Regions from separate parts of the Homo sapiens genome. Here regions 1 and 3 are each linked to region 2. Evidence: chromatin contacts called from ENCODE Hi-C or POLR2A ChIA-PET data. All regions are on one chromosome and are shown on one strand. The core of a region is the stretch at or near the end of the contact, and the rest is flanking DNA. Distances in the headings are between cores, read along the strand shown.

Region 1 (3,035 bases), core at 218-2,717, 58 kb before region 2:
GGCCAATGCCAATGTGAGTGGCAAGGGAGTCCACGCACTGTAGGGCTCTCCCTCCCAGCCCATCTGTGCCCTTGCATGGCTGTTCCGAGTCACAGGCCCCCTCCATTTAGGACATTGTAATGCGGCCTTCTTTCTTTACTCTAGACAAAGGAGATACTGCATAGGCAGTTGTAAGTGTGAGTCTGGGGTGTCAGTATCACTGTGGGTGGAGTTGGTTGGCAGTTGAAAGGCCTCAGGCCCAAGCTGTGGGACCACCCACTGTCTGATGGAAGTGAGTGATGAAAGAAGCATGACAAAATGCAACCCCAGAGAGGTGGGATTGGGGGTGGATGGGGGAGTGGACACTCCCAGCGGCATCCCAGACAGCTGTTTTCATTGATGCGTTCTATAGGGAAAAATTGTGAAAGACTTTGAAATGGACCAAAAAGATGATTGGGTGTCTTGTCTAGCATACTCTTCTGGGTTTTTTTCAGGCTTCATGGTCTTTGAGCTATTTTACAGCCCTGGAAGTTACAGAAAACTGGTAATAACACAACGAGGAAAAGGCATGTGAGGCCATAGCAAGAGGACACACAAGCCAGGAAGTGAGCCCCCATCAGACACCTGAACCTTGATCTTGGACTTCCAGTGTCCAGAACTGTGAGAAATAGATTTCCCTTGTTGAAGCCACCAGCCTATGGTGTTTTCTTATGGCAGTTGGAGCAGACCATGAGAGCTATATTTCAGGTTCTTTGAGATTTTCTTTTAACCAATTGTAATATCTTACTGGTTCCCCCATGAATTAATGGACTAAATACAATTTTTGACATAGGTTATTGGTATCAGAGTCACGATTTTGTCCTTAAGAAAAAGTTATTCTTTGACCATTCAATCATTCAGCAGAATGTTTGTTGATGCCGTCCCTGGCCCTGGCACTGTGCTGATGGCTGGAAATACAAAGATGAGTTCAACATAGTCCTTGTCCTCAAAGAGCTCCTTGTGTGGTGCAGAGGCGGGCAGGAGGCACACCAGTGAGCATCAGAGTGTCGGTGCTGAGGCTGCAGTTGGAGGAGGTCGCTTTTGGCAGGGATTCGGGGCAGGGCTGGGAAAAGCATGAGTTTTGGAGTCAGACAGGCCTAGCTCTAAGTCCTCAATTCACCACTTCAAAGCTTTGTGGCTTCAGATACATTCATTTTCTTATCTGTGAAGTAAGGATAGTATTTTCATCTTAAGGGTTTATGAGAAGTAAATGAGGTATTGTGTGCAAAGAGCTTAGCCCAGTGCCTGGCATATACTAAATGCTCAACAAATGCTAGTCTCAGCCTTCTGGGCTATGATTTCAGAGGTGCAAGGAAGGCCCCTGATTCCTTCCTCTGCCTGCTAGGAGACACCTGAAATTCCTTTAGGAGAGGAAAAACCTTTCATTACACAGCTAGCAAAGCACTCCCAGTATAAACAGCTTGGGACAGGAAGTGTGGTGACTCAACACACGTTAATATGTAATTTGCTGATGCCAGGGCTTCCGCTTAGAGAAAGTTTTCATAAGCATAACCCCTTGCCTGTGAGTGCCTCTGAAAGCACTTTCACATCTCTGACCTCATGTAATCCCCCCAGCGCCTATCTGGGGAGGGCAGGTCCTGGAGGATCATCCTTACTCATTTTACCAAGGAGGGGACTTGGGCTTTGAGCCATGAAATAAATAGTCCATTCCAGGTTACTCAGCCATGATCCAGGAGCCAGGCCTCAGACCTCAGTCTCCAGACTCAAACAATGCACCCTTACCTCCAGTGGAGTGAAGAGGGGAGAGGAGTCACTCTAGAAGAGAACTTGGGGAACCTGAGCTTAAAGAAGCTGAGTCAACCCTGGGTGGAGGAAGCAGAGCCTCCCAGGATGGTGGGTTAAGGATCTGCTCTCTATAAGCTGTGGAATTCTTACCATGTTGGGCCTTGATTTCTTCTTTTCTAAAATGGTGGTAGTAATGCTTGTCTCACAGGGCTGCTGTACGGATAAAGAGGATAACACAAGCAGTGTCTAGCACAATGCTAGATGGAAGGCTTCAAGCCACACAAGAGCAGGGACAAATCTGACTTGCTCCCCATTGCATCCCAGCAATCGGTAAAGCACCAGGCACGTGGTAGGTGCTCCAGGAGTATTCAACAAAGGAATGGATCAGTGAGTGGCATGGGCTCAGTGCACGGCCACTGTTGTAGTCATTGTGTAGGAACAGGATCGCTGGTGGAACTCACCGAGCCTGGGGACGTGGAAGAGAGGCTGGGGGAGCCGGGTCTGCAGACACATTTCAGTGGCTGTGGGGAGGGCAGGCTCAAGGAAGAATTCAGTTTCTTTGGATATGAGGGCTTTGGGACACCTTCTGCTCTGAATGGAGGAGCCAGGAGCTGGGATACTCCATGTCCAGGCCAGGGGACAGGGTGACTTCAGGTAGAAGTTGTAGGCATGCAGGTAAGCCCCAGAGAGCATAAGGAGAGAGAAACCCAGGCCCATGCTAAACCAGCAGGGGCAGCCCATGTGGGTGGTGCAAGGACCAGACAAGCAGCCTCCAGGGGGTGGGCAGAGAGCTTCTCTGTGGCCCCTGTGCTGGGGTAGGGGGCATGGGTGGCCCAGAAGGACAGGATGCCACTGTATTTCCTGAGAACTGCTGCCCCAGCCCTTAGCTGTTCCTTCCACTAGAAGCCATTTTCACTCCTACTCTGACCCTCCTGAGACCATGGCTCACGGTCAGGCCCTGATCTTCTCGTGGATTTCTATCGATTTGGATGTTTTTGACAGAGCGTGTCTTTAGGAGAGGCTGGTGGGACCTTCTGCTCCTGAGCCGCGATCTCTGCCTCCACCTGAATCTTCACCTCTGCTCTGTACCTCCCCTCTTCACTCACAGCCACTGGCTCAACTCTCCCACTTAAAACAAAACAAACAAAACCCTCTCTCCCTTGGCCCCAGCTGTCTCTTCAGATCACGTCTTATCTTTTCTCCCCCAACTCGTATCTTGGGAGGATTAGCGTTCCTTGCTGTCTGATGTTCTCTCTCATTCACTTTTTTTT
Region 2 (3,251 bases), core at 641-3,140:
ACATGTCCATACCATGGCTGGGCATGCACACTTGCAGGCTCACACCTGCCTCCCTTCCAGGACACTGGCCTTCAAGGCCCGCAATTCTGGGTCTGAAGAACTCCAGGACTGATGGGCAGACTGTGACCCTCACCTGCAAGGGATGAGCCCGGGCTTCACTGGAAATGTGAGTTGGGACAGACGCCCTGCACCCTGGGATGGACATCCTACACCCTGGCAGCCTCCCTGTCCTGCTCTTGGGAGTGGCGAGAGGCTGGGTCCCAGCTGGAGAGGCCTGGCCTGTCTCCTCCCGACACCCACAGGGATAGAGGCTGCCTCATCTGTTTTTTTTCAGTCTGGTGGAGGCTGCACCCTGGGCCTCTCCCCACCTTGTCATTACCCCAGAGGGAGAAGGGAGGGAGCTTCATTTTGTGACCACTGGGCCCACCCCATGAAACTGCTCCTCTGTGTAAGGGCCTCTGAAAGGGGTTCTCTGGGGCCTGTGCCCACGGAAGCACACACAGATTCTGTCCGGTCCATCTCCTCGGTGCCCCCATCGCCACAGCCACAGCCTGGGCCTGTTGTTTCCCACTAGGGACTCACTCATGGTGGCAGCTCCTAACGGGTGTGCCGGTGCCATCCACACAGCCCCCTGAATGCTCAGTCTAACCCACACACCTCGCCACGGTGCTTCCTGGCTGAGAGCCCTTCAGAGACTCCCTGTGGCCAACAGAGAGAAGGCCTTGCTCCTTCCTCCCTGCCCACTCTGCTCCAGCCATTTTCCTTCCCATGCTTCCCTGGCCTGGGCATCCCGCCCTCCAGCCCTGCCTACTCACTCATCTCCCAGCAACCACTCAGTGCTCCTTCCTCAGGGGCCCAGGTCCCCAAGAAGCCATGCCAAAGCGAGTCTGCGCAGGTGTGCAGTGGCCCAGCACACACGTGTTCTGCATATGCGTGTCCCTCCAGCACACCCCCTGCTGCCCACCTTCTGCCCTGCCCCAGTCACTCCTCATTTCCCTTTCCAGATGTGCCCAGGGTAAAGTTATTACCCGAACGAATGCCCAGAATGAAAAATTAAATTTCCACTTATCCCTCTCGCTCATGCATTCCCTCTGGACCAGTGGGGCTTAGAGCAAGGGCATGGCTGTGCCCTGCGGGGTGGGCTCCCCAGAGAATGTGGCAGGCACGGGCCGACGTGGAATGGAGGGTGGTGAGGTCAGCTGCTGCTTGGAAATTGCCTGAGAGCACAAGAACAAACAGCCCTGAGAAGGCTCAGGCCAACTCCCTGAGTCCTCTGGAGGGGGCTGAGAGTCCCTTCCGAGAGAGGCCAGCCGCTCAGCGCCTGGGCCTATCAATGATTCAGTGAGTGCCATGCGTCCCTGGCTCCTGCCTAACGGGGCTGCCAGCAAGAGCCATGTTGTGTCCCTCTTCCAGCTGGGACCCTAGGTGGCCCGGCCCTCCTGCCCCCAGCCCACACCCCTCACATGTTGATAGCCCACCATCAGGGGAAGGTATCACCACGCAGGGAGTACTGCATGATCGTAAGAAGCCTGAGACAAGTGTGAGTATCCCCATATCAGAGGTTAGGAAGCCAAGGCTCAGAGAGGTGAAGCACTTGCTCAAGGCCACACAGCTAGGAAGAGCCAGTGTGTGAACACTCAGGCCAGGTCTGTGCTGTCTCCCATGTGACAGTGCCTCCCTGAGGGGTGGTCATGTTCCCTATGGCCACTCCACATGGAACACAGGCCCTGCCCTTCCCACCTCCCCCTTGACTCCCCCAGTATCTCAGAGCTGGAGCTTGGGTAACCATGAGGCTCATTTTGAGCTGTACTTGGACCTTCCCCGCTGGGGAGAAGTGTGTGACACCGGCCCCTTCCACCTGCCAACCCGTGGAAACCCCCCAGCTTTCCCCAGGCTCCAACCCTGATGCTCCTCCTCCTATGACTAGTCTCGGGGCCAAGGCCAGGGATTGCAGACAACAGCAGGTGGCTCCACACTCCCGCCCCTGGGTGAGAGACGTGACAGAACGGCTCTGAGGACAGGTAGGCGCAGACCCTGGACAACTTCACGTGGCTCTTTCTGCAGCTGTGTCCTAAATATACCCACAAATGAGGTCTCCCACTCCCGAGACACTGGCTCAGAGCTCATGAATCCTCGTGGCTTGCAGGTGTGCAGTGGCTTTGTGGCCGGAGCCCAGCAACTGCCGACCAGTCTTCTGTGTCCCTGAGCATGTTACTTCCTATATCTCAGTCACAGTGGGACACCACTTCCTTTTTTAAGACACTCGGTCACCCTGTCACCCTGCAGATAGCTCAGGTCCACTGTAAAAGACGCTCCCCATGTGAAGTTGTGATGGCAGTTTACCCCTGTGTGGACTTGTTTTGATGCTTCCATTAATAATAATGATGATGATGGAGGTCAGGGTAATAATCACGGAACATTGGCCATTTATTGACAGACTGATCTGTGCTAGGTGCTTGACTTACATCACGTAGAATTCTGACAACAGCCCTTCAAGGTACATCATACTGTCCCCGTTTTACAGATGGTGGGGGGGGCCCTGTCCAGGGTCACAGCTGTCTGACATCAAGCCCATGCTCCTTTCACGTCCCAGGTGAAGTCTCTCCTCAGAACATCCTAGCTCTTGTCCTCCCTTTGCCCGGATAGATAAGTTGACAGAAAGCTGCAGGGAAAGCTCAGTTGCAGGGCACACAAAGCACTATGGCTTTGGGCTACATCTTCGCTTTCTCTCCAGTCTCCCTGCTTGAGGTAAGCCTCACTTTCTGGCCCATGAAGAGGTCCTTGACCACAGGTGCAGAGCTTGGAGGAGATGAGCTCCACCTGCAAACCTATCCCCACCATGCCAGCATCCCACAGCGTGTTCTGCTGGCAGATCTACGGGCAGGTTCTATTGGCCCCCAAAACAGCATTGCTGTAAACAGCACTTCCTTCTTCCCTCTCAGAGCCTTCCTCCTGCCCCTCTCTGATTGGGGGTCACCCTGACTGTCTCATTTGCACCCTTTAATGAAAGAAAGAGAAAAGCAAAGCAAAACCAATGGCCAGAGCTCAAGGGAGAACTAGAGAAGCAGGAAAAGGAGATAATCTTCCTGCAGTGGCATTGCTCAAAGGTGAGGGATGCAGGTGGCGAAGGAACCCGTGGGTGCGGAGAGGCTGGGGAGGATGCAGCTTCCTACCTGTGATATTGACCTCCACCTGGCCTGAGCGTGTACCGATGGGGTTGGTGGCCTCACAGATGTAGGTCCCTGCCAGGC
Region 3 (3,330 bases), core at 573-3,072, 36 kb after region 2:
CAGAAGGGGGAGTGATTCTGTCTGAAGGTGACGGAGGCGCCACAGAAGATGTGAGATTTTTTAGCTGGGTCCTGCAGGATAAGCAGGAGTCCTTGAGACAGACAGAGATAGAGACAGAGACAGAGACAGACAGAGAGAGGGAAGGGAACAGGAGGGGAAGAGGAAAAGAGGAAAGAGTGTCTTTAAAAGCTTGGATGTGGCGAAAGCACTGGATATGTGGGGCAGAGGAGAGGGGAATACAGGGTGAATGGAAAGCAAGGTAGGAGCCAGTTGTAAAAGGGCTTTGTATTAGATGAGGGTCTGAACTTCACCTTGTAGGCAACTGGGAGCCACTGACGCCTTTTAAGCAAAGTGGTGACATGGTCACATCTGTGCTTTGGAAAGAGGCACATGGAATGCTAAGTAGAAGATGTCAGTCACAAAAGGCCACATACTGTATGATTCCATTTATACGAAATGTCCAGGATAGGCAGATCCATAGACACAGAAAGTAGATGAGTGGTTGTCAGGGGCCGGGGGAGGGAAAATGGGGAGTGACTGCTAATGAATACCGAGGTTCTTTCCGAGGTGATGAAAATGCTGTGGATTAGGCAGTGGTGACGGCCTATTGTGAATATACTAAAGCCACTGACTCGTATACTTCAGGAGGGCGAATTTTGTGGTTTGCGAATTATATCTCAACAAAGACAAAAGAAGAAAAGAGGCACATGAAGAAGGATGGATGATGGCAGGGCTAGGCTGGAGACAAGCAGGCTACCAGAAGACCTCTGCAAGCCTGCAGCACCCCCAAGCGTGGGGGCCCTGGGGTCCCACGGCTCAGCGCAGCTGCTAAGAGCACCGGTCTTCTGAAGTCCAAGACTCAGCTTCCCTCCTCAGGACTGCCCAGGACTGATTCTGCCCAGGACTGATTTTGCTGGGGGAGGGGGCACCGGAGAGATCCTGAGACACTCTACCCCCCACGCCCGCCCACATAGCCAACATATCGCACATATCCTGCATGAGATGCCTGGGACCAGAGCGACAGACGGTCACCTGACAAGCCACACCACCTATTTTTGAAGACAGGCGGGTCCCTTGGTAATAGAACAGGCACGAAGAGGCTTTGCCATAGATGGGGAAATTAGGGCAGAAAATAACACCGTGAAAACAGAACTGTCTGTTCAGAAATAAGAGACCCCCTCACTCATATCCCCAGTGTACCAGGGCCTGTCTCAGCCCCTGAGAATCTGGGATCACCAGCTCCACATCCGGGCCCAGGGCGCCTCTGTCTGCCACGCACTTGCCTGGGCCACTCTGCTACCTGGGGCCGGGGGAGAGCCTGCAGGGGCAGGGGCGCAGAGGAAGCCGAGACTACCCTCTAAAGAGTCCTTTCTGTGGGGCCCTGAGCGTCTGTAACCAGGCTGTGAGGAAGCACTCACTTCCAGGGGTGGAGGTTCAGGGGTTGGGGAAGGGAAGGGCTAGCTCCCTAGTCTGTAAGGGCAGAAGGTGCTCTTGAATGGAAGCAGGGAGGGAGGGGAGCCCCGTGTGGGAAGCCTGAAAGGAGCCTGGGAAAGACTGGGGCTGGGGGCTGGGGGCTGGGAGAGGAGAGTGATGCTCGGGGACTCCCCAACTCTCAGGCAGGGAACAGCTTTATTTTAACTCCGGGTTTGTGGAGAGAGGGCAGGACGAGGCGGAGCGGGTTTGAGGGGGAGGACCTAGCTGGTTTTTCCCAGCATCCCCCAGGCCACTTCTCTCACCACAAACCTCAGTCTCAAGCCACTTGGTTGTCATGGAAACAGGCCGGAATAGAACAGATGGTCTCCACTAGCCAAATTCCAATTAAACAGGGCAGAGATGGATAGGGAAGGGAGTGTGATGTGACGAGGCCGCAGAGAGCTCAGCCCCCAGGATGGACGGGAAACCCTGGGTCACCGTTCTTGGAGGGGGACATCAGGTGGGTAGAGAAAGCTGCCTGGGGGAAGTCACCACCCAGTCACCCCTTCAGTCCTCAAAGGTGGGGGCGTGGTGCTGAGGGAATGTCAGCTTGGGGAGGGGCAGCCACAGCTTTCCATTTACAGAAGCGCTGAAACAGAGCCACATGCACGCACACACGCGCACCCAAGCACACATGTGCAGCTGAACGCTGCGGTATGCACACAGGTCGACATGCTCAGGAACACGCGGGAGCAGTGCGGGAAGGTCAGGCAGAGTCATTGCACAGACACATTCCTCTAACACCGTACAAAGAAAATGCTTTGGAAAACCAAGCAAGCAATTTATTCTCATTTATTTAATAAACAAGTATTAAGAACCTACCAAGTGCCTGCCAGTAGGGCTATAAACACACACACACACACAGCCCTGCATGCGTGTGTATGCATGTGAAGGATATCAAGGACACAGGATAAATTCACTGACATGATCACTGCTACGGTAGGACTGTTCACAAAGTGCCATGATGATACAGGAAGAAATGATGAATGTGGGGAGGAGAATTAGAGAAACAAGAGGTGTCCCACAGGAGGTAAAATTTCACTGGGCTTTGAAGGATGAGTAGGAGTTTGCCAGCTGGTGAAGTAGGGTCCTCCAGGCAGAGGAGACAGGAACAGCAAAGGCATGGTGGACTGAAAGGTCAGAGCTTATGGGATAAGCCCAGTGTGAGAGGAGTTTGAAGTGTAGAGGAGTTCATGGGAGAGAAGACCCCATACAAGTCCTGGTGTGGAGAGTATAATTTCTGACTCAAACACTAACACCCCACACAAAGAACCGTGCCATCACACAGCGCCCGCCTGTCAAACCACACATCCACGCACAACTTCACACACACATAACCGCAGACCTTCCTGGTGCTGATAAATATTGAGCAAATGGAAAAAAGATGATTTTGTTTACTGCAAACAAAATGAGATGGGAGGGGAGGTGTCAAGTAAAAGGAAAGCATCAGAAGTTTTCCTTTCTTGGCATGGGGGTTAAATAGGGTTGCCAAAAAAAAAAAAAAACCAAAAACAGAAAGAAAGGGGCACGGGAGGCTGGCTGGGCACGGTGGCTCATGCCTGTAATCCCAGCACTTTGGGAGGCCAAGGCAGGTGGATTACCTGAGGTCAGGAGTTCGAGACCAGCCTGACTAACATGGTGAAACCCTATCTCTATTAAAAATACAAAAATTAGCCAGGCGTGGTGGTGGGTGCCTGTAATCCCAGCTACTTGGGAGGCTGAGGCAGGAGAATCATTTGAACCCAGGAGGCAGAGATTGCAGTGAGCTGAGATCGTGCCACCGCACTCCAGCCTGGGCAACAGAGTGAGACTCTGTTTCAAAAAAAAAAAAAAGGCATGGAGAAGGAAACCTCACAG

Evidence for each region. A loop is a pair of places that touch in the nucleus more often than their neighbours do. ChIA-PET counts read pairs that join two places held with the same protein, here RNA polymerase II (POLR2A). Pooled maps may share reads with other maps.
Region 1: a loop to region 2 is called in a map with no recorded cell type, with 5 times the contacts of the local background. The contact joins two enhancer-like sites. A Hi-C loop is called at or near these places in 4 of 168 maps with a recorded cell type or tissue (astrocyte of the cerebellum, dorsolateral prefrontal cortex, endothelial cell of hepatic sinusoid and 1 more), 3 of 37 single-sample maps with no recorded cell type and 4 of 50 pooled maps. POLR2A ChIA-PET finds 5 or more read pairs at or near these places in 1 of 52 experiments (OCI-LY7).
Region 3: a map of dorsolateral prefrontal cortex shows a loop between it and region 2 (2.2-fold over the local background). The contact joins the promoter of NECTIN1-AS1 here to the enhancer-like site in region 2. A Hi-C loop is called at or near these places in 6 of 168 maps with a recorded cell type or tissue (Caco-2, MCF 10A, dorsolateral prefrontal cortex and 3 more), 8 of 37 single-sample maps with no recorded cell type and 6 of 50 pooled maps. POLR2A ChIA-PET finds 5 or more read pairs at or near these places in 5 of 52 experiments (GM12878, HepG2, RWPE1 and 2 more).

The regions. Positions count from the first base shown.
Region 1 is chr11:119,614,229-119,617,263 of GRCh38, forward strand. No RefSeq gene overlaps it. Among named protein-coding and RNA genes, the nearest start is that of NECTIN1-AS1, 94 kb to the right of the region's middle. RefSeq lists enhancers at 1-425, 1,901-2,490. Within about 2 kb of position 1,468, at least 8 of the 41 ENCODE cell types and tissues checked have a DNase peak (open chromatin) inside an H3K27ac peak, as active enhancers do; they include dorsolateral prefrontal cortex, where a contact is called at or near this core.
Region 2 is chr11:119,671,986-119,675,236 of GRCh38, forward strand. NECTIN1 (nectin cell adhesion molecule 1) reads right to left here. Exons shown (of 6, transcript NM_002855.5): 5 at 3,174-3,251. Among named protein-coding and RNA genes, the nearest start is that of NECTIN1-AS1, 36 kb to the right of the region's middle. RefSeq lists enhancers at 1,594-2,143, 2,164-2,213. Within about 2 kb of position 1,891, at least 6 of the 41 ENCODE cell types and tissues checked have a DNase peak (open chromatin) inside an H3K27ac peak, as active enhancers do; they include GM12878 and dorsolateral prefrontal cortex, where a contact is called at or near this core.
Region 3 is chr11:119,708,098-119,711,427 of GRCh38, forward strand. It overlaps NECTIN1-AS1 (NECTIN1 antisense RNA 1), which reads left to right and starts at 1,823. Exons shown (of 3, transcript NR_183634.1): 1 at 1,823-1,933. The region is part of intron 1 of NECTIN1 (nectin cell adhesion molecule 1); the gene reads right to left.